2 separate regions of the Homo sapiens genome follow, and region 1 is linked to region 2. Evidence: chromatin loops called from intact Hi-C (ENCODE). Cell type or tissue: chondrocyte. All regions are shown on one strand. Links, peaks and the distances in the headings refer to the core of each region. The heading gives the core; the rest is flanking DNA.

Region 1 (10,064 bases), core at 1,409-9,408, 450 kb after region 2:
CAAAGCCGCTCATTAAGGTGGAAGTTCTGTGCTTGATCTTAACACCGGAAGGAGAGGAGTCTATTTACCAGCTAATGTAAGTACTTCTTATTAGACAGTCCTAGATTTTCTAGGAGATTTGAAGAGTCTGCTGACAGTGGCCAGCAAATCAGAGGAAAATCATTTCTGTAGCTAGGTTCTTTTTTCATGGATGTCCTTTAAGAGGAAGCTCTGCCGTGGCGATGTGCGTTCCTTCCTGGCGGGTGGCCTCCAGTAGCTGGCCTTCTGTTGGTCCGGTTCCAGCGTATTTTATTAAGTGAAAAATCCTGTAGAACAGATGGCACTTACAAGTTTCTGCCCATGTAGCACTCTGTTTAATGAAATACTATAGTTTTGCTTCATTGTTTTTGGCAGTAATTGTCTTTGTGTGGAGTTTGAGTACATGGTCCGAGAAGCTCGGCAGTAATAAAGGTTGAGCCAGGCAAGAATAATCTGAAGTGACTGAGTAATGATGGGACAGAGGCTTCAGAGTGGTGCACAGTTAAATTGAAAACAGATGCAGAATAAAAAGATGATGCCCAATTTTTTTTTTTTTTTTTTTTTTTGAGATGGAGCCTCGCTGTGTTGCCCAGGCTGGAGTGCAGTGGTGCGATCTTGCCTTACTGCAAGCTCCACCTCCTGGGTTCACGCCATTCTCCTGCCTCAGCCTCCTGAGTAGTTAGGACTACAGGTGCCCGCCACCACACCCAGCTAATTTTTTGTATTTTTTAATAGAGACGGGGTTTCACCGTATTAGCGGGGATGGTCTCGATCTCCTGACCTCATGATCTGCCCACCTCGACGTCGCAAAGTGCTGGGATTACAGTCCTGGGCCACCGCGCCCGGCCAATGATGCACAATTTTTTTTTTTTTTTTTTGGGAAGGAGTCTCGCTCTTTTGCCCAGGCTGGAGTGCAGTGGCGCGATCTCAGCTCACGGCAACCTCCGCCTGCCGTATTCAAGCTATTTTCCTGCCTCAGCCTCTCGAGTAGCCGGGAGTACAGGTGCCCGCCACCATGCCTGACTAATTTTTGTATTTTTAGTAAAGACGGGGTTTCACCACTGGCCAGGCTGGTCTTGAACTCCTGACCTCAGGTGATCCACCTGCCTGGGCCTCCCAAAGTGCTGGGATTACAGGTGTGAGCCACCATGCCCGGCAATGATGCAGAATTTTTAAGATGATGTTGTGTAGCACTGGGAGGTCTTTGGACCAAGGAATGTGAAACTAAAAATCCCAGAGTGTGGATGCCTACAAATAGGGTGTACTGAAGAATTCTTCTTCCGTAGATGAGAGATTAACAAATAGAGCGTACTGAGGAATTATTCTTCTGTAAATGAAAGATTACAACTGTGGCCATTGGTCTTCAAGAGCTTTGATTATGGTACTGCTTCATCTGCTTTACATAGATTGTGCATAACAATTTTTAAAAAGTCAACCTTATTGAAGTATAATTTAATACAATAAATGTACCCATTTTAAGTTTGCAGTTCGAGGTTTTTTGTCTTTGTTTTTCAGACGAGGTCTTGCTCTGTCTCCCAGGCTGGAGTGCAGTGGTGTGATCATAGCTCACTGCAGCCTTGACCTCCTGGGTTCAAGCCATCCTCCTGCCTCAGCCCTCCCAAGTAACTGGGACTACAGGCATGTGCCACCAAGTCTGGCTTTGTTTTGTTTTGTTTTGTTTTAGAGATTGAGTCTTGCTCTGTTGCCAGGCTGGAGTGCAGTGGCGCGATCACAGCTCACTGCAACCTCCGCCTCCCGGGTTCAAGCAATTCTCCTGCCTCAGCCTCTCGAGTAGCTGGGACTACAGGCACACGCCGCCACACCTGGCTAATTTTTTGTGTTTTCATAGAGACAGGGTTTCACCGTGTTGCCTAGGCTGATCTTGAACTCCTCTCAAGTGATCCTCTCACCTTGGCCTCCCAAAGTGCTGGAATTACAGGCTGGGAGCCATCACGCCCAGCCCAGTTTGAGTTTTGACAGATGTATACACCAAAGTAGTAACTACTACCACACTCCATATATAGAACATTTCCATTGCTCAGAGAGTTTCTTCATGCCCCTTTGCCATGAATCCCCACCTTGTCCAGGCAGCTAGTGGTCTGCTTCTGTCACTATAGGCTAAGAAAGTTTGCCTTTTCTAGAATTACATTGGCCCAGAATTACACAAACTGTACTCTTTTGTTTGGTTACCTTCACCTGACCCAACTATTTAGATTTAGCCATGTTGAGTGTTGAGTTCCAGCCTTTTCAGTACTGGGTAGTATTCCTTTGTGGATGTCCCACAGTTTGCTTGTCTCTTTCCTCTTGATAGACATTTTTGTTGTTCCCACTGTTTGAATCTGCTGTTCACATTCATGTACAAGTGTCTGTGTGGACATAGGTTTTCATTTCTTGTGGGTAAAATGTGGTAAGCGTATATTCTATTCTGTAAGAAACTGCAAGGCTTTTTCAAAGCGGCCATGCCGTTTTCTATCTGCACCAGCAGTGTATGAGAATGCTTCTTCTCTGTCCTCACCAACATTTGATATTGTCAGTCTTCTTTTTTTGAGACAGAGTCTCACTCTGTCTCCCAGGCTGGAGTGCAGTGGTGTGATCTTGGCTCACTGAAACCTTCACCTCCCAGGTTTAAGCAGTTCTCCTGCTAGCCTCCCGAGTAGCTGGGATTACAGGCAGACTCCCCCACGCCCAGCTAATTTTTGTATTTTTAGTAGAGATGGAGTTTCACCATGTTGGCCAGTCTCGAACTCCCTAACCTCAAGTGATTTGTCCGCCTCGGCCTCCCAAAGTGCTGGGATTACAGGTGTGAGCCACTGCGTCCGGCTCAGTCGTCTTAATTTTATAGTACATCAATTTAAATGATAATTTTTTGTCCCTAGGAACATGAGTTCCTGTCATTGACAGCAAAGTGAAACTGAGTACAAATAGGTGGTTCTTAGTGAAATGTGCCCAGAAAGACAGTTTGAGCAGAAAGGAGGGACCAAGAAATACAGGATGCATGCCTGCTTCACACTGGAAACCGGTGGTCTTATTTGAGGGTCAAAGATGGGGGGTGGGGAATAAAGTCGATTTTAAAAGGATTGACCGGCTCCGATACCTTCTGATCACATCCAGGGTTTTTTTTTTTTTGGCCTTTTTTCCCCCTTATACACTTAAGATTTTGAAAAGTGGTTTCTCTTTAGCTTGGGAAATGGATCACATGGTAATTGTTAATGATTTTTCTTTAGGTCAAAATAGGTGTTCCTTTAAAGTGTTCTGTGAAGCTTAATTCACTTACGTTGAATAAGTCTTATATTTTAAAATATAAGTTTAAGTGTTATACTTTAAAAATAAGTGTTATTTCTTGATTGTATTTATTTGAAGATTATATTTGAGAATGAAAGATGTACTCCTAGCTGGAACATCTCTGGTGATAATAAAAACATGAGAATAAAAACCATTCAGAGTGATCAAGTTAAGACTGTCAGCCCACTGACGCCTGGGAAGTCACAATGATTGCTATGTAGTTTGGAGAAATTATTCCTTATCCTTAGATAAGCTTTTTATTTGTGTGGGTTTTTTCATCTTCCTCTTCCTGAATTCATTTGTTCAACAAAGCTATTTTGAGCACCTACTCTATGCCAAGTCTACTGCATTAACTTCTGGCTAAACAAAGATGGATCTAACTCGATTCTTGTACTTTAAAGAAATCAGCTTTATGGAGGTATAACGTATGTGCGGTGAATTTCACCCATTTAAAGTGTATATTTCCATGAATTTTAACAGATGTATTCATTTGTGTAATCACCTCCACAATCAAGACACCAGTTCTGTCATTCCCCAGAATGACATTGAGCCCCCTTGCAGCCTCTTCTTTTGTTCGTCCTTGGCCCCAGCAAAGATAGAACTGCTTCTGTTACAGTTTCTTTTTTATTGGTTTCATCTTCCATTTCTTTTTTTCTTAAGGTCAGCACCAAGGTGATTGTAATGAATATGAAAGTTGGTGGAATCTTGAACTTCTACTAGGGCTATCCCAGATAAAGTTGACTGAATTTACTCCCTAATTTATCTGCTGTGTTTCATACAATAGCAATTTTACACAGGAAGTTATTCAATAATGAGGGCTATCTATATTACCTTGCTATTTAGTACTAGTTAAGAGCAAAGCGAGTTAAAATTTAATGGCCATTTTGTAATACAGTTCTAATATAGACACAGGACTGGAAAGTTGGTAAAAGTGGGTTTCTGTTAAGTGAATCATGTTTTCTAATTTGGAGATTCAATCTGAATTCAATCTAAAATTTCTGAAGGAAATTTTAGCTCGGAATCTCCATGAAAGCACTTAATATACAGCCAACCTGTTAAAAACCATACTTTGAGAGGTAAAATGATTACTTTTTGATAGCACTTTAATAGTAGAAATAGAATATACAAACAGGGAAGTAGACACTCAATTGCAGTACTTTGACATTTGAGTTTCAAGGAGAGAGGCTGCCTGTGAGAGTGACTTTGTGATAGTTTGTCTACTTTGTTCGCTTCTCAGGACCTCTTTGCCCCAAGAAAGTAAAGCAAAATTTTGCTATAGCCCTATTAGTGAGGGAACAAAACTTCTCTTCCTCCTTCTTCCTTTGTCTGCTTCTGCCATTTGTAACACTTAGTTCAGCTTGCAGTTGGCTTGCACTGTAATAAAACTGTAAATGTCACCATGCCCTGACCCCTGTGTGTGTTGTGTTCAAAGTTTTACTCTCGTAGTCTCGCATAGTTGAGTGTGGATTGTTGATGCTCAGTGCATATTGTTAAATTGGCGAACTTCCTGGTGTGCATTCACTAGTTGATGATAGTGTCATCTCCAGATGTCCTCAGAACCACCCACACCACCTTCTGAAGTTGAAAGCACACAATGATTGTTCAGTAGATATCAGCTAGCACCCATAACTTACTGGGCTTTGATTCATAAAGCCTAGTAAAGAAATTAAAATTTTTATTTTGATATAAGTACTGACCTTTTTTAAAACTTTATTGAGATATAATTCACATGCTGTGGAGTTTGTGTATTTGAATAAATATGCATTTCAGTGGTTTTTAGTGTATTCACAAAGTTTTGCAGCTAACACCGTAGTCCATTTTAGAACATTTCATCATCCCCAAAAGAAAGCTCATGTTCATTAGCAGTCACCGCCTCCCGCTCCCCCATTCTCCTCTCCTCCCAGCCCTTGGCAACCATGATCTTTCTGTGTCTGGTAATTTGCCTATTCTTGGCATTTCATATGAATGGAAGAAACAATTTATGGCTCTTTGTGTGTGGCTTTAACTTAGTATAATGTTTTCAAAGTCATCCTGTTGTAGCATGCATTAGTCTGATGACATTTTCTTTTTCTTTTTCTCTTTCTTTTCTTTTTTCTTTTTTGAGACGGAGTTTTGCTCTTGTTACCCGGGCTGGAGTGCAAATGGCACGATTTCCGCTCACTGCAACCTCTGCCTGCTGGGTTCAAGCAATTCTCCTGCCTCAGCCTCCTGAGTAGCTGAGATTAGAGGCGCCTGCCACCATGCCCGGCTAATTTTTTTTTGTGTTTTTAGTAGAGACAGGGTTTCACCATGTTGGCAGTCTGTTCTCTGACTCCTGACCTCAGGTGATCCACCCGCCTCGGCCCCCCAGAGTGCTGGGATTACAGGTGTGAGCCACCGTGCCCGGCCTGTCTGACGACATTTTCAAACCCGTGTTTCTTAATCCTTTTTAGATCCAAGAGATCCTTTTGGAGATGGGAAGAATTTTAGAAGTTGTCTGGTCCAACATACCTTCATTTTGTAGATGAGATTAAGGCTTTAATCATGCCAAACAGTCTATTGCTCTTTTCATGTTTCCCCAAATTGAGCTTATTTGGATCAGGAGAAGAGGGAGAATACTTTATACTTCTCAGCTTCTTGTGTATTTGACTGTGACCTGGTTATACCATTTGCCACTGTGAGGCTTAGCTGTGCATCTGTGAATGGGAGATTGTTCTTAGAGATTGGTCATAGTTGTCCACCTGCCTCGGAAACTGCAGGTACAAATGCAGCAGCAAAGTATTTACATTCTTACTTCAGGGCTGATCTCCTATTTCTATCAGTCCTTTTGAAGGCAGAGAATGTTAATTTGGAACAACCTGCATATTTATTCAAATTTCCAGAGAGATGAAACTTTCAGAATGCTGTGCTGCAGCGCCCCCTAGTGCCGTGCTGTACTGATAGTCCCCAGCGTCTCCTGAAGCCGAAAGTGGCGTTTCCCGCAGTTCCGGCGGGAGAGCTGTAGCCAGCAGGTTGTGCAAGTGAACATTAGACATCTTTTCTCCTTCTCGCCTTCCTTGGGCTGAGATGGAGGAATGTGTCTTTATTGCTGAGGGCAAGGTCTTTGTTTTTCCTTTAGCAGGAACACTGGTTTTCCCACTTCGTCTAAACCTTTGCCCAGGGTTTCTCAACTCAGGCCCCCTGAGGGCCGTAGTGGCCTCCACACACCTCCAGAAGGTAAACTGAGCCAGCTTAGCCAACAGGCTATGCTTCAGGGAGGAAGGTGTCTTTTGTTCCCATCCCTGCTGTGGTGTGGGCTTGCCCCCCTTTTCTCGAAGTGTTTCTTGTATATTTTTTTCCACATCCTCTTGAGAAAGGATCAGAAAGTAAAGATGTGAACAGTGAGAGTTTTGAAAGCCCGGGATGGAGGCCGGATGGGATATGAGGGGAAGTGGTGGAGGGGAATAAATAGCTTCTCTAGTTCACAGTCTTACTTCCCCTAAAAAGGGGAAGAAATGCCTGAAGCCCTTGTACTTTGCTCCCCCGAATCGCAGGCATTTCTGTGCCGTCCCGCCCCTGGGCATTTCCTATGCAACCACAGGACGCGGGAAAGGAGCGTTTGTTACTGCTTTCTGATACCTCCTTTTGACCCCAGTGTTCTGACTCTGGCAGAGTTGCTGAAACCTTAGGGGGCTTCCCAGTCTTTCCTGATGGTATTTGGTGTAGCTGTGGGAAGGGCAGAGTTAGCCGCAGCAGTGTCACAGTTTCTGTGGTGTGGCATGGCTGACAGGGCCTCCAGGTACCTGCTTTTATTTTAATGACAGCCACCAATATGTCCTAAGCTCTGCACTTTCTTTGAAATTACAAGAAACGATGAACTTACTCGTGCTTTTTAGTCTCCCGTGTGAACTGAATTGTTCTGTATTTTATCTTGCTCTGTTATGGGCAAAACTAATTCATGTCATCAGTGGCATTTCCCTCTTCACTAGGTTGTAAATCCTGTGAAGTCAGACACAGCGTTATTTTCATCTTTATTTTACCCAAACACCTACAATTTTCCCCCCTCATGTGACAGCCTTTGAAATAAGTTAATCTTCCAGAGGAGAGAAAACACTAAACAGTCAAACATAAGGAGAGGGTAAAGGTTTTCCTCATAACCTCACAATTTTCAGTGTTAGCTTTAAAAAAACAAACAAACAAACAAACAAACAAACAAAAACTCTTTATTTGCAAATAGTTTGAAACTTGAAAAGTTGCGGAAAGAAAAATAGTACAAAGAATCCCCAGATGGTCCTTTACCCAGATCCACCTGTTGTTAAGATTAAATCCATTTGCTTAATCATTTGTGTGTGCTGGAATTCTCTGTCTGCAAATACACACTCATACGGATACACATACAGACACACAGACATGGGCTAACAAATGCAAATATACAGACATACAATATTTTTCCAAACCCTTTGAGATTTCAGGGAAGATTACATACACTGTAGCCACTTAATCCTAAATTCTTGAATGTGTATTTCCTAAGAATAGGCATATTCTCTTAAATAACCACAGTAATACGTTACCACTTTCACAAATTTACATTGATGCAGTACTTTTTTCTAACCTGTCCATATTCTAATTTTGGGAGTTGACCATATAATGTCCTTTCTAGAATTTTCCCTTCCAGCACAGGATCCAGTCTAGGGTCAGGAAATGTATTTAGTTATCATGTCTCTAGCTTTTTGTAGTCTGGAAGTTTCCCACAGCCTTTCAGGATATTGACTTTTTTGAACAGCAGTTTCTCCTCCCCTCTTTTGATAACATTCCTCATTTTACCAAACACCTAAAATAACATTTGATTGGAAGTTAGGAAGGCTTTTGGAGAAGGAGATGGTGAAACCAGAACATTTTAATAGCAGTTGGCTGTCCTGAATTTCTGTGATAAACTTTTTGGTGTCACAAACATGCCTTGCTTCAACATTTAGTCAGATATCATTTTAGTTAAATAATTGTCACTCACTGGTATTTGCTATAAATATATTGAATAAATTGAATAAATAATTGAAATATATTGAATAAATATTTGGCCTTTTTTACTTTTTTTTTTTCTCGCTGTTGCCCAGGCTGGAGTTCAGTGGTGCGATCTCGGCTCACTGCAACCTCTGCCTCCCCGGTTCAAGCGATTCCCCTGCCTCAGCCTCCCGGGTAGCTGGGACTACAAGCATGTGCCACCACGCCCGGCTAATTTTTGTATTTTTAATAGAGACGGGGTTTAGCCAGGATGGTCTCAATCTCCTGACCTCGTGATCCGCCTGCCTCGGCCTCCCAAAGTGCTGGGATTACAGGCGTGAGCCACCGTGTCCGGCCTCCTTTTGTAGTTTTATCAAAATTATAATTTATGTCCGTCCACTCACTGGTATTTGCTACTGAATAAGTATTTGGCCATTTTCCCTTTTTGTAGTTTTATCAGCATATGCAAAAATTACCTTTTTTCCTCCCAATAAAGTTGTCATATTCTGTTTTATAAGCAGCACCTCTTCTTTTTTCTTTTTTTTGAGACGGAGTCTTCCTCTGTCATTCAGGCTGGAGTGTAGTGGCACCATCTTGGCTCACTGCAGCCTCCGCCTTCCAGGTTCACGTAATTCTTCTGCATCAGCCTCCCAAGTAGCTGGGATTACAGGCACCCACCACCATGCCTGGCTAATTTTTGTATTTTTAGTGGAGGTGGATTTCACCATTTTGGCTGGGCTGGTCTTGAACTCCTGAAGTCAAGTGATCTGCTCGCCTCGGCTTCTGGAAGTGACGAGATTACAAGCGTGAGCCACCGTGTCTGGCCAAGCAACACTTTGTCTTTTGGAATAGTGTTGATAATAAATGCTTCTTCATTGTAGTGCTTTGAATGATGCATATGATTTTGTTAAATACAAAAATGATGTCTTAACCTTCACATTTGTATGGATTATTTTATCACATCATTCATAATCCATGTTTGAATGGTTACCATGCCAGCTTACTTTGCCAAGAAAGAAATATTTATCGTTTTTCAAAATGTGCATTGCAATTCTAAGAAATTCCGTTTTATTCTTAGGATTCCCCTAGCTTGTGATATCGATGACTTGTCTTTTACTGACATTTGATAGTTAACTCCCCAAATAGAGGATTCCTTTATATGTGGTTATTGGGTTGTATCAGAATTCCTGCTTGAGTATAAGTTATATTTGTATTGACACATAGGAAAAAGATACATGTAGTTTATCTGCCATGAGCATATGGGGAATACTCATTGTATGGGAGATGGAAATTCTAATCAAGTTCCCCGGGAGGCTGAGCGCCTTGCAGAGATGCTCTTAAACCCTTGGCACTGACTTCTTAGCCCGTTCCTTTATTTCAGTTATAAAATCGAAAGGACCGGTTTTAAATATTGCTGAAGTGTAACTGCTCACTTTTAAAAGCTCATGCATTTAAGGATTAAAATGTGATTCACGTGTATTTTGATGGAGTTGTTTTTTGAGCTATGTGAGCCAGTGTTAAGGAAATTAAGTTGGAGTTCAAAACAGCCGTGGCTAGTGATTTGTCAAGTGTTAAATGATAGTTCAGTGTTGCATAGCTGGTAATCAGCAGTTACTTATGGTGTATTTTTTTGCGTGACATGTTTTCATCAAGTCCTAAGCTGTTGTCAATGAGCTCTTGAAACTAACATGCTTATGAAATTATGTCTGTGCAAAATGGGTGTATTTGAAGAGTTGTAAGGTGATTTCTGTTGTGTTTACTTTTTATGATTAATGTTTTGAATAAAGTATGTAGTCCCCTCCCAAGAA
Region 2 (9,792 bases), core at 1,793-9,792:
TGATTACAGAATCTGGTTCTGAGGATTAGAGGTGCAAACAGCCTGTTGACTTCTGTCACTTGGTAACAAAAGTCTGTCAGGAAGGCATAGAGCAACCTCTTTAAAAACAGATGGAAAATATTGATCCAGCTCAGTCTGGTAGCCACATTTTGAGGAATTTTACATCTATCCTTCCTTCCATCCATTTACTTCCATTTCTTTCCATATATCCTCCATTCTGTCACCTTCTATTCTATCCCCTCATCATCTATCTTTCCTTCCATCCATGTATTTCCACCCACCTATCCTTTGATCTACCCATTTTCTCTTTCATTCATTCAACCTTCCATCCTTCCATCTAACCATCCTCCCATCATTCATCCATCCACTCATTCTTCCATTTGTCCATTATTCTATTGATTCATCTTCCATCTTTTTTAATCAACCTATACATTCATTCACCATCCATTTATTCTTCCATTATTCTATCCTTCTATCATTCCATCAATCCAACTTTCTATCCTTCACCACCCATCCTTTAATCCATCCAAACATCCTTCTATCTGCCTATTCTTTATCTACCCACCAATCCATCCATCCATCCATCCATCCATCCATCCGTCCACCCATCTTCTCATTTTACTCATCCTGCTGACAACCTGTTTTGCCATCCATTAACCCTTTAATCCATTAATCAATTTTCCTTCCATCCACCAGTTTTCCATCTATCCATCCTTCCATCCAACCATCTACCCATGGTTCCATATTTCTTTCCATAGCTCCATCCTTCCATCCATTTTTCTATCCACACATCCTTTTATCTTCCCATCCATTCACCAGTCTTCCATCCATCCATCATCCATCTGATATTTGAATACCTACTCTATTGCATGTTCAGCTCTAGGCACTGAGGAATCACTAGTGTACAAGGTAGGCGGGGTCTCTACTCTCTTGAAGCTGACCTTGAGCAGGAGACAGGCAATAAACAAATCAGACAGGAAGATACAAGAGTGACAAGTGGCTGCGGAGAAAATCATAATAGGGCAATGAGAGTGACAGGGTCACCCTACCATTAACTAGGACAATGGGGAAGGCCTCTCTCTCTCTCCAAAGAGGTGACATTTAAGCTGAAACTTCAATGATAGGAGGACAGGTATGCACACATTTTTTTAAAATAGGGGAAGACAGCGTTCTAGATGGAGCATTTACTTCATACAGCAAGTGAAAGGACTTGGTCCAGGCATGAGTTTGGTGTGTTTGAGGGACACAAAGAAGGTGATTGGGGCTGGGAAGGGGGATTGTGGGGAAGAGTGGCGAGGAGTGAATTAGAGGATGGAGTCAGATTTTGAGCCTTGTACATCAAGGTGAGACAAGCAAACTCAGACCCTCTTGCCCTCCTCCTTTTTTTTTTTTTTTTTTTTTTTTGAGACAGAGTCTTGCTCTGTTGCCCAGGCTGGAGTGCAGTGGTGCGATCTTGGCTAGCTGCAAGCTCCGCCTCCCGGGTTCACGCTATTCTCCTGCCTCAGCCTCACGAGTAGCTAGGATTACAGGCACCCACCACCATGCCCAGCTAATTTTTGTACTTTTAGTAGAGACAGGGTTTTGCCATGTTGCCCAGGCTGTTGTTGAACTCCTGACCTCAGGTGATCCACCCGCCTCGGCCTCCCAAAGTGCTGGGATTACAGGCATGAGCCGCCATGCCTGGCCATTGCCCTCCTTCTTATAAGGACCTTGGTCATGACATTGGGCCCACCTGGATCACGCGGGATCATCTTCTCGCCTCAAGATCTTTGACTTAATCACATCTGCAAAGTCCACACTTGCGCATCTGCCATGTAAGCTAACCACAGTAGCAAGATGGACCCAGCCTCTGGAAATAAGGATGGGGACATCTTTGGGGGTCATTCCTCTGCCCATCGCAGCCTGGGTACTATCCCATGAGACTGGATTCCTGCAGCAGCCCCTGACCCCTGCCAGCCCTCCTGGCTTCCACTGCTGAGCCCACCTTCCCATTCGTCACCCAGTTTTCAGAGTTGCCTTTCTGGAAAATAAATGTGATCAATTTCTGGCTTAAATTCCTTCGACGGCTTCCCCTTGGCCACAGAATCAAGTTCTAGCTCTTTAGCACGTGCCTGAGCACAGGGTTCAAGCCCTTGCTTGATTTTTTGCTACGTCTGTGACCCTGAAGAAGTGATTTAAACCCCTCAAGTCTCAGTTTCTCTAGTAGGCGCTCTGAGGCCAGAGGCCCCTTCAGGACTGAAGGCCTCAGCCCCTCAGCTACTGGGAGTGCTGCTGGCAGCCGCGGGCGCTCGGCCACCAGCCTGCTTCAGAAAATCCCTTGACTGGCATTGTGGATTGACATGTGTCCCCCAAGAAAAATATGCTGATTTCTGACCCCCAGAACCAAAGAATGTGACCCTGTTGGGACATAGATTTGTTGCAGATGTAATTTGTTAAATTAAGATGTGGTCGTACTGGAGCGGGGTGGTGTCCTCATAAGAAGCTAGTGTGTGAAGCCAGACACTTGGGGGAAATGCTGCGTGTAGGCGGATGTGGAGATCTGAGGGATGTGTCCACGAGCCCAGGAACACCAAGGGTGGCTGGCTGTCCCCAGAGCCAGAAGAAGGTCCTTCCTCAGAGCCCACAGAGGGAACCAACCCTGCAGATGCCTTGATTTCCTATGTCTGGACTCCAGAGTGATGAAAGAATACATTTCTGTTGTTTAAAGCCATTTGTTCTGTGATACCTGGTTATGACAGTCCCAGGAAGGAAACGTGGGAAGAGGCTCATAAATTTCATGCCACCCTCTCCAAAAGTGGCCTGTATCCCATGACTGGCCAGTGTGGGGAGGTAGGTGGCTGGGTGTAAGGCCCAGCCCCCTCGCCCAACCCCAGGGCACCCCAGAAGGCTCTTCCAGCTTCAGAACCCACCAGGAGGTTGGCTGAGGCTCTCCTTGAGACTATGTCCCAGCCAACTTCTTCCCTGGGCTCCTACTCCCTTTCCACGGATGTGGCCCCAAGAGCATAACCTGATAAACCTCCTGCCTGCAGATCTCGAACCCAATCTGGAAATACTCTTTCCAGGGAATAGACGAAAGCTGCCCCGTCTCCATTTCTTCATTTGCAAAAAGGAACTAATGAAGGAGGCTGCATTACAGAGCTGTCCGTCCACTGTGAGGGTCAACAGGACCATGTATAAGACACCACAAGATCAATTGCTCTGTGTTCCACAGCTGGTCTGTTAGCACAGGGCGTGGGGCAAAGCTCCGGTAATTCTTGGCTTACTGGTCTCCTTCCCCCTACAGCATGAACCCCTTAAGGTCAGCAACTATGTCTTCTTTTATTCATTCAATTCACTCATTCATTCCATTTCACCTCCTCCCATTCATTCATCCCATTCATTCACTATATCTCGTGATTCATGCAGTTCTGTGGTATTTATTCACTCTAGGCCATGCCTCTGATTTTATCATTCTATTCATTTATGACAGTCCGTTTCACTCCATTTTATCCACCTCATTCCTTTTCATTTCCTTCATTCTCTGTATTCTGCTTATTCAGGTATTTATTCCACTCTACTTTGTTATTGAATGAAAGCCACATATTCCATTCTATGTGCCCACGGTGTGCCAGGCACCGGGGCTTAGTTCTAGACTGTTGTGAGGTTGCATCCACTGGCTTTTAGGGCAGAAGGTAGCACCTGGTTTACCTGCTCAAGTGTGTGTGTATGTGTGTGTGTGTGCATGGGTGTGTTGGGCACATGCATGTTGCTTTCCCAGGACAGGGAGGGGCTGTGCAGGCCCATGCTCACTGTTTCTTGGTTTCTTCTGCTTTAGGGAAAGCTGTGTGTTGCTGAGGCCGCAACTTGGGTATGAACCTAGGTCAAGATACCTAGTACCCACAGGGGTCAGATTCTAGTCCTTGGCCTCTCTGAAGCTAAATAAATGTGATTAATTGAACTGACTCAAAACAAATGGTTTTGCAAAATCTTGGAAAACAGTTCCATTCCTTTTGGTAGGTCAAATACTTCTCCTGTAATCCCATTTCAATGCTAGAGAGTTACTTTATCATGTTATATATGTGAGCTGTCATTTATAGAAAAATGGGAGAGCAGACGCAAGTAAAAAAGGGAGGATTCCTGATGTCACCCCCTAGAAATAACCAAATGCTAATGTATTAATGTGTATTTCTTCACATTTTCCAATGGACGTATATACATTAAAATATGTGTTTTTTGCTGGTGGCTCATGCCTGTAATCCCAACACTTTGGGAGGCTGAGGCGGGGGGATCACCTGAGGTCAGAAGTTAGAGACCAGCCTGGCTAACATGGTGAAACCCCGTCTCTGCTAAAAATACAAAAAATTAGCCGGGCGTGGTGGTGTGCGCCTGTAATCCCAGCTACTCGGGAGGCTGAGGCAGGAGAATCCCTTGAACCCGGGAGGCGGAGGTTGCTGTGAGCCGAGATTGCGCCATTGCACTCCAGCTTGGGCAACAAGAGCGAAACTCCATCCCCCCCAAAACAAAACAAACAAACAAACAAAAACATGTTTTTTGCAAAAACTGAAATATATAATACATTATGTTGTATAATTCATTTTTATCACTTAGCAATACATTACGAGCATTTTTCCAAGTCAATAATTATGTACCATTTCAATAGGGGCATAGAATTCCATTGCCTAAATCTATATAATTCCATAACCAATTCCTTAAGATTGAACATTTGCCCCCCCCCACCCCCACCCCCATGTTTTATGATCATAAGCTACATCCCCGATGGGCATCTGTGAATGTCATCTTCTTCTGTAGTTGTCTTTATTGTTATTTCGCTTAGCCAGTTAGGTGGAGATGACAGATTAAACTCAAACCAGCTCTGTTCAAATCATGACAAATTTCATTTTATAAAGGGAGGAGATTAACCAGGCCAGTTAGCTTGGAACTAGGCAATGTTATATACTCTGTAGTTTAAATAACTCACTTCTTCCCTTAGTAGCATCTGGATGCTTCCAGCAGGGGGCGCTGTGAGCCAGAGCCTCGTCAGGCGCGGACGCTCTCAGATGCCTAATTCCGTGGTGGGTTGCAGTCCCCTACCTGGGGCCCTAGCTGTCTCACTGTCTGTTGGCAACTCCAGTTCTTTCTTTATTTCCTTATTATTATTATTTTTGAGACAGAGTCTGGCTCTGTCGCCCAGGCTAAAGTGCCATGGTGTAATCTCACCTCACTGCAGCCTCAACCTCCTGGGCTCAAGCAATCCTCCCACCTCAGCCTCCTGAGTAGCCGCAATTACAGGCATGTGCCACCATGCCCCGCTAATTTTTTAAATTTACAGTAGAGATGGGGTTTCCCTATGTTGCCAGGCTGGTCTTGAACTCCTGGGCTCAAGCGATCTGCCTGCCTTGGCCTCCCAAAGTGCTGGGATTATAGGCATGAACCACCGCGCCTGGCTTCTTTCTTTCTTTTCGCTTTCTCTCTCTCTCTTCTCTTTTTCTTTCTATTAATTCAATTATGCTCACTTACATCTACCCTGGACCAGTTCTCTCAGATTCTGCTAAATACACTTATCAAGGTAGCAAAAGCTAGAGTACTATTGTGGCAATTATCCTAATACCTTTTAAAAGTTTCACCATTTTAAAGTTTTTAGCATTTAAGATTTTCCTTTGAAACCTCCTTTCATTTAGGGAGTACAGTGTTAGCCAAACTAATGATATACAGGTGGCTGTCCTGTGGCCATGAGAGGTGTGGATATACCAAACAGAAACATGTCCACTGTTCGGGAAAGATGTTGGTTCTGGTAATGCCTCTTAGTATTGGGCTCTGTTAATTTTATAGATCTTAATTCTTTTCTGCTCCCCTGACTTAGAGACATGATTTGCTTAAAATGCAGGTAACAAACATCAGAGTCGATAGGAGCTTGCCTTGTGGGAAGGACTGATGTGATTTGTGGATGGAGATGATAGTGATGAATTTCCTAGTTTTCACTGGGCTGTTTTTCTTTTCACGGGTAGTCATTTTTGATTTGCGCAGCGCTCCTGTGCGGCAGGCGTGGTTATTATCCCATTTGATGGGGAGGGAACTGAGGCTCCGAGAACTCACACACTTGCCTCAAGGTTCATTTCTGGGAAGCAGCAGGGCTGTGGCTTGAACACAGGGCCGTGCACCTCAGGGTCTTTGCACCTGCCATGCCCCCTGCCTGGATATGCCTTTACTTCTCTCTGCAAGAGAATTCCTTTCCATCCTTCCAGTCTTGACTAGGACGTCAGCTGCTCTGGGAGGGCCTCTCTGGCCTCCACCCTACGCAAGCCGTTCTCATCGCTCGCCACTCTGTTTCATTTTCTTCATAGCACTCACCACTGTGCGGGATTATCTTGTTCATTCATTTCTTTCTTGTTTACCGTGTGACATCCCCACCCCCCAGCAGAATGCAAACTAGTGCATTCTAGTGCATCCCTAGTGCAAGGGAGCAGCGACCTTGTCTCTGACCTCTCTGAGTCTCAGTACCCAGCACATGGCAGATGCCCAGTAACTATTTACTTAATAAATGAATGGAAAATTTCCGCCATCACTTTTGAATCTATCAGCTTTTGATCCAGTTGGGATGGAAAGGAAGAAGAAAGGCAGAGAGGAAATAAAGATGGTAACCTTTTTGATGCGGGAGGGCATGTATTTTGCAGTGAATACACGTGCTGGTCCTGAGTCTGCTGTCGCTTCTTCCCTTCCCCCACTCCTGCTCTGCAGGACATCACAAGGGACTGCCTCTTGCAAGCAGCGTGTCCCTGGCTCTCCTTCTGTCACTAGGCTCAGCCAATAGGCAGCATTGTGGGGAGTCTGAAGGGGAGGAAGAGGGAAGCCAGGGCATTTCTCCCCATCTCTCTGGACAGGTCTCTCCTTGGACGGGGTTTCTACCAGTGGCCATGCACCCTCCGTGGCCCCAGCTTTACTGGGCAGGCTACTGTGATTCCAGCTTCCTCCTGCAGCCCTAGATCCTGGGTGGTAGAAATGCCCCCTCCTCTGTTTGTTGCTCGCCCTGCAGATGGGGCAGTGCTTCTTGCCATTCATCTCTGGGTTGCCTGGTCATCTCTTATGTGGTTTCTTGGCCCTTCTGTTCCTTGTATAGCCAATTCTCTGCATTAATCTCCTCTGTTTTCAATATCCAAGATTGTTTCCATTTTCCCACTGATTAATAAAAAACCTGTGCCTTTGTTATTAGAAAAATGAAAATATAGGCCAGATGCAGTGGCTCATACCCATAATCCCAGCACTTTGGGAGGCCAAGGGGGGCAGATCACCTGAGGTCAGGAGTTCAAGGCCAGCCTGGCCAACACAGTGAAACCCTGTCTCTCCTAAAAGTACAAAAATTAGCCAGGCATGGTGGTGGGAGCCTGTAGTCCCAGCTACTCAGAAGGCTGAGGCAGGAGAATCGCTTGAACGTGGGAGGCGGAGGTTGCAGTGGGCTGAGATTGTGCCACTGCACTCTAAGCTGGGTGACAGAGCAAGACTCCATCTCAAAAATAAATAGATAAAATAAAAAATAAGCGTTAGAGAAACCATGGGAGGCCTGTTCTTGAGGAAAGGGAAAGGCTGAGCAGGCGCGTGGGCCTGAGCGGGGGCTGTTGCCTTTCCCACAGGCCTGCTGTGTGTGAGCCCCACATGCCCGGCCAGGCAGCGGCTGGGAGCTTGAGTTCTGGATTTATGCGCCCATCACGCTGTGATTTATTATAGGACAGCTTGTTTTTGCAAGCGATAGATTTATTTGCACCAGGCGCTGCATAATAAGGATCAAGGACTCTTTCTTTCTCTCTTTTTAAACTCCTGCCATGCTAACGTGTTCCCCAAGGTCCCTGCCAGGATGGTCATCGGAGAGCTCAGTGTGCTCTACTGTCCCATGGATCACTCCAAGCTGTCACTGACCTCCAGGAAGGAAGAACGAAGGGTTCCATGCGGCGTCTCCATGCAGGTCGTGACAGTGGGGCCCGTGGTTGAATGGCATCCAGTTGAGTTCCTGATCTCTCTTGGGTGGGCTCCTGGCTCTGGATGGCTGCGGATCATCAGGCAGGTCAGTGTCCTGAGCTCTTAGGTAACAAGGGATATTCCCAGGAAAAGGTGGCTCAGCTCAAGCTGAGGCTTCCCTTCCCTGCCAGGGCAGCTCTGTCACTGTTCTCCGGAAAGCAGGTTGGCCAGGTGCATAAGTGGAACTGGGTTCACATCCCAGTCCCACCAGGTGGAATCGGGCAGTGTCTTCACCTCTCAGCCTTGGTTTCCTCTTCTGTTAAGTGGGGTCACAATAGTAATCGGCACCTCAAAGGGCTGGTAAGAGGACTAAGGAGAGACCTACACACAGGGTAGGGCACACAGTAGTTGCTCATGAAATATGAGTCACTCCACTCCCTTTTCCCTTCTGCTTTCACAGCTGCTCATCAGTCTGGCTGGATGAGAACGTGATGTGTATCAGTCAGGATGTAGTTGGTGGTCAGCAAAAGCTCAACTCAACTAGCTTAACCCTAAAGAAGATTAGTTTGTCCCATGTAACAAGAAGTCCAGAGGTAGGCTGGCTCCGAGATTGACTAAATTCAACAGCTCAGCGATATCACCAGGGACTCAGGATCGTCCCCCACCCCGCCCGTCCCCCCACTGCCAAACGCCATCATGTCAGTGTTGGCCTCACCCTCTGATTGGCCTTCCTCACAGTCACAGAGTGGCTGTTGCAGATCTGGGCATCGTATCCCTGCTGGGTAAAGTCCAGACGTGCACCTGAACCATCACTTTCCTGCATCTCTGAGGTATGAGGACCACTTTCCCAGAAGCCCCTAACCTGACTTCCCTCCCACCTCATTGGTCCAAATCAGATGACAGACTGATGCCTGAACCAATCACCAATAAAAGGGGGAAGGAATACCTGGTTGGCTCTTGGGCAATCAGCCACCATCACCACTAAGGAGGGGCTTGCTTTGAAACTCTGCTGTCACTGCCCTTCAATTTCTCCTCTCATCTCTGGATCCAGCAAGAGCCGTTCTGCCCCTCAAGACCCTCATGAGTTTAGAGTCCAGCAGGGATTAGAGCCAGGGGCAGGTGTCATGGAAATTCCTTCCACCATGGCCTCCACTTACTTGACTGGCCGGCTTCCTCTCTTCTGTGGGTTTAGAAGTCACCCGCTGGACACCGCTCCTTCCCGCCCAGTCTTAAGGGGGTTGTCCAATTCCCTAACGTGCCTAAAGTCACTTTCCCAGGCTTTCTTAGGCTTTTGTGTCCTTACAGCATCGGTCTTCATGATCTTTGCCTTCTGACTGATGGCCCCCTTCATGACGGAGGGAACCCGCTGACATTTTGCCCAGGTCCCCTCGCCTACCAGGACCCCTACCCGTCATCACCAGGGCCCGCCATGGGGCATCCCCAGAAACACAGGTGGAGCTGGTGTGTAGGAAGGTGGGAAGCAGTTACTTTCCTGGAAAGTTGGTGTACTCTGGGAAGAGCTTGTGAAATTGCAAGCTCACCTCCTGGGAGACGCATCAGCAGAGGGGGATGGCCTGACGTCCAGCTTTTCTAGACTTACAGTTGGTTATTTGTTAATGACATTCCTGGCAAGTGACAGCTTTGAATGGTTCTGCCTGGATCAGCTTTTATGAAGCCAACACCAACATCTTCCTGGATCGTCTGACTTTGACCTGCCGCAGAGGACCCTGAGCCCCCACCCAGCCCACCACAGCGGGGTGGGGGGATGAGCGATGGACTGACAAAGCAATGACATTGGGGGGCTGGAGCTCACTTTTCTTGCCCTGACCTGGGGTGTGGGGTGTGGGGCGTGGAGTCCTCAAATCG

What was found. A loop is a pair of places that touch in the nucleus more often than their neighbours do. Peaks named below come from ENCODE experiments on the same cell type or tissue, not always from the same donor. Only the 100,000 strongest peaks of a DNase experiment are listed, where the experiment ranks them.
Region 1: a loop joins it to region 2, with 5 times the contacts of the local background. A loop is called at or near these places in 8 of 110 quality-filtered maps.

What each region holds. Positions count from the first base shown.
Region 1 is chr16:84,720,016-84,730,079 of GRCh38, forward strand. The region is part of intron 1 of USP10 (ubiquitin specific peptidase 10); the gene reads left to right. LOC124903737 (a long non-coding RNA gene) reads right to left here. Exons shown (of 3, transcript XR_007065154.1): 3 at 7,466-9,039. Among named protein-coding and RNA genes, the nearest start is that of USP10, 25 kb to the left of the region's middle. RefSeq lists enhancers at 6,048-6,342, 6,467-6,516, 6,742-7,242. In chondrocyte, for the core only: CTCF peaks have their summits at 6,210 (motif pointing left) and 6,412; a DNase peak (open chromatin) is centred at 6,232.
Region 2 is chr16:84,272,431-84,282,222 of GRCh38, forward strand. No RefSeq gene overlaps it. Among named protein-coding and RNA genes, the nearest start is that of WFDC1, 18 kb to the right of the region's middle. In chondrocyte, for the core only: CTCF peaks have their summits at 5,004 (motif pointing right) and 5,222; no DNase peak of the experiment used is centred there.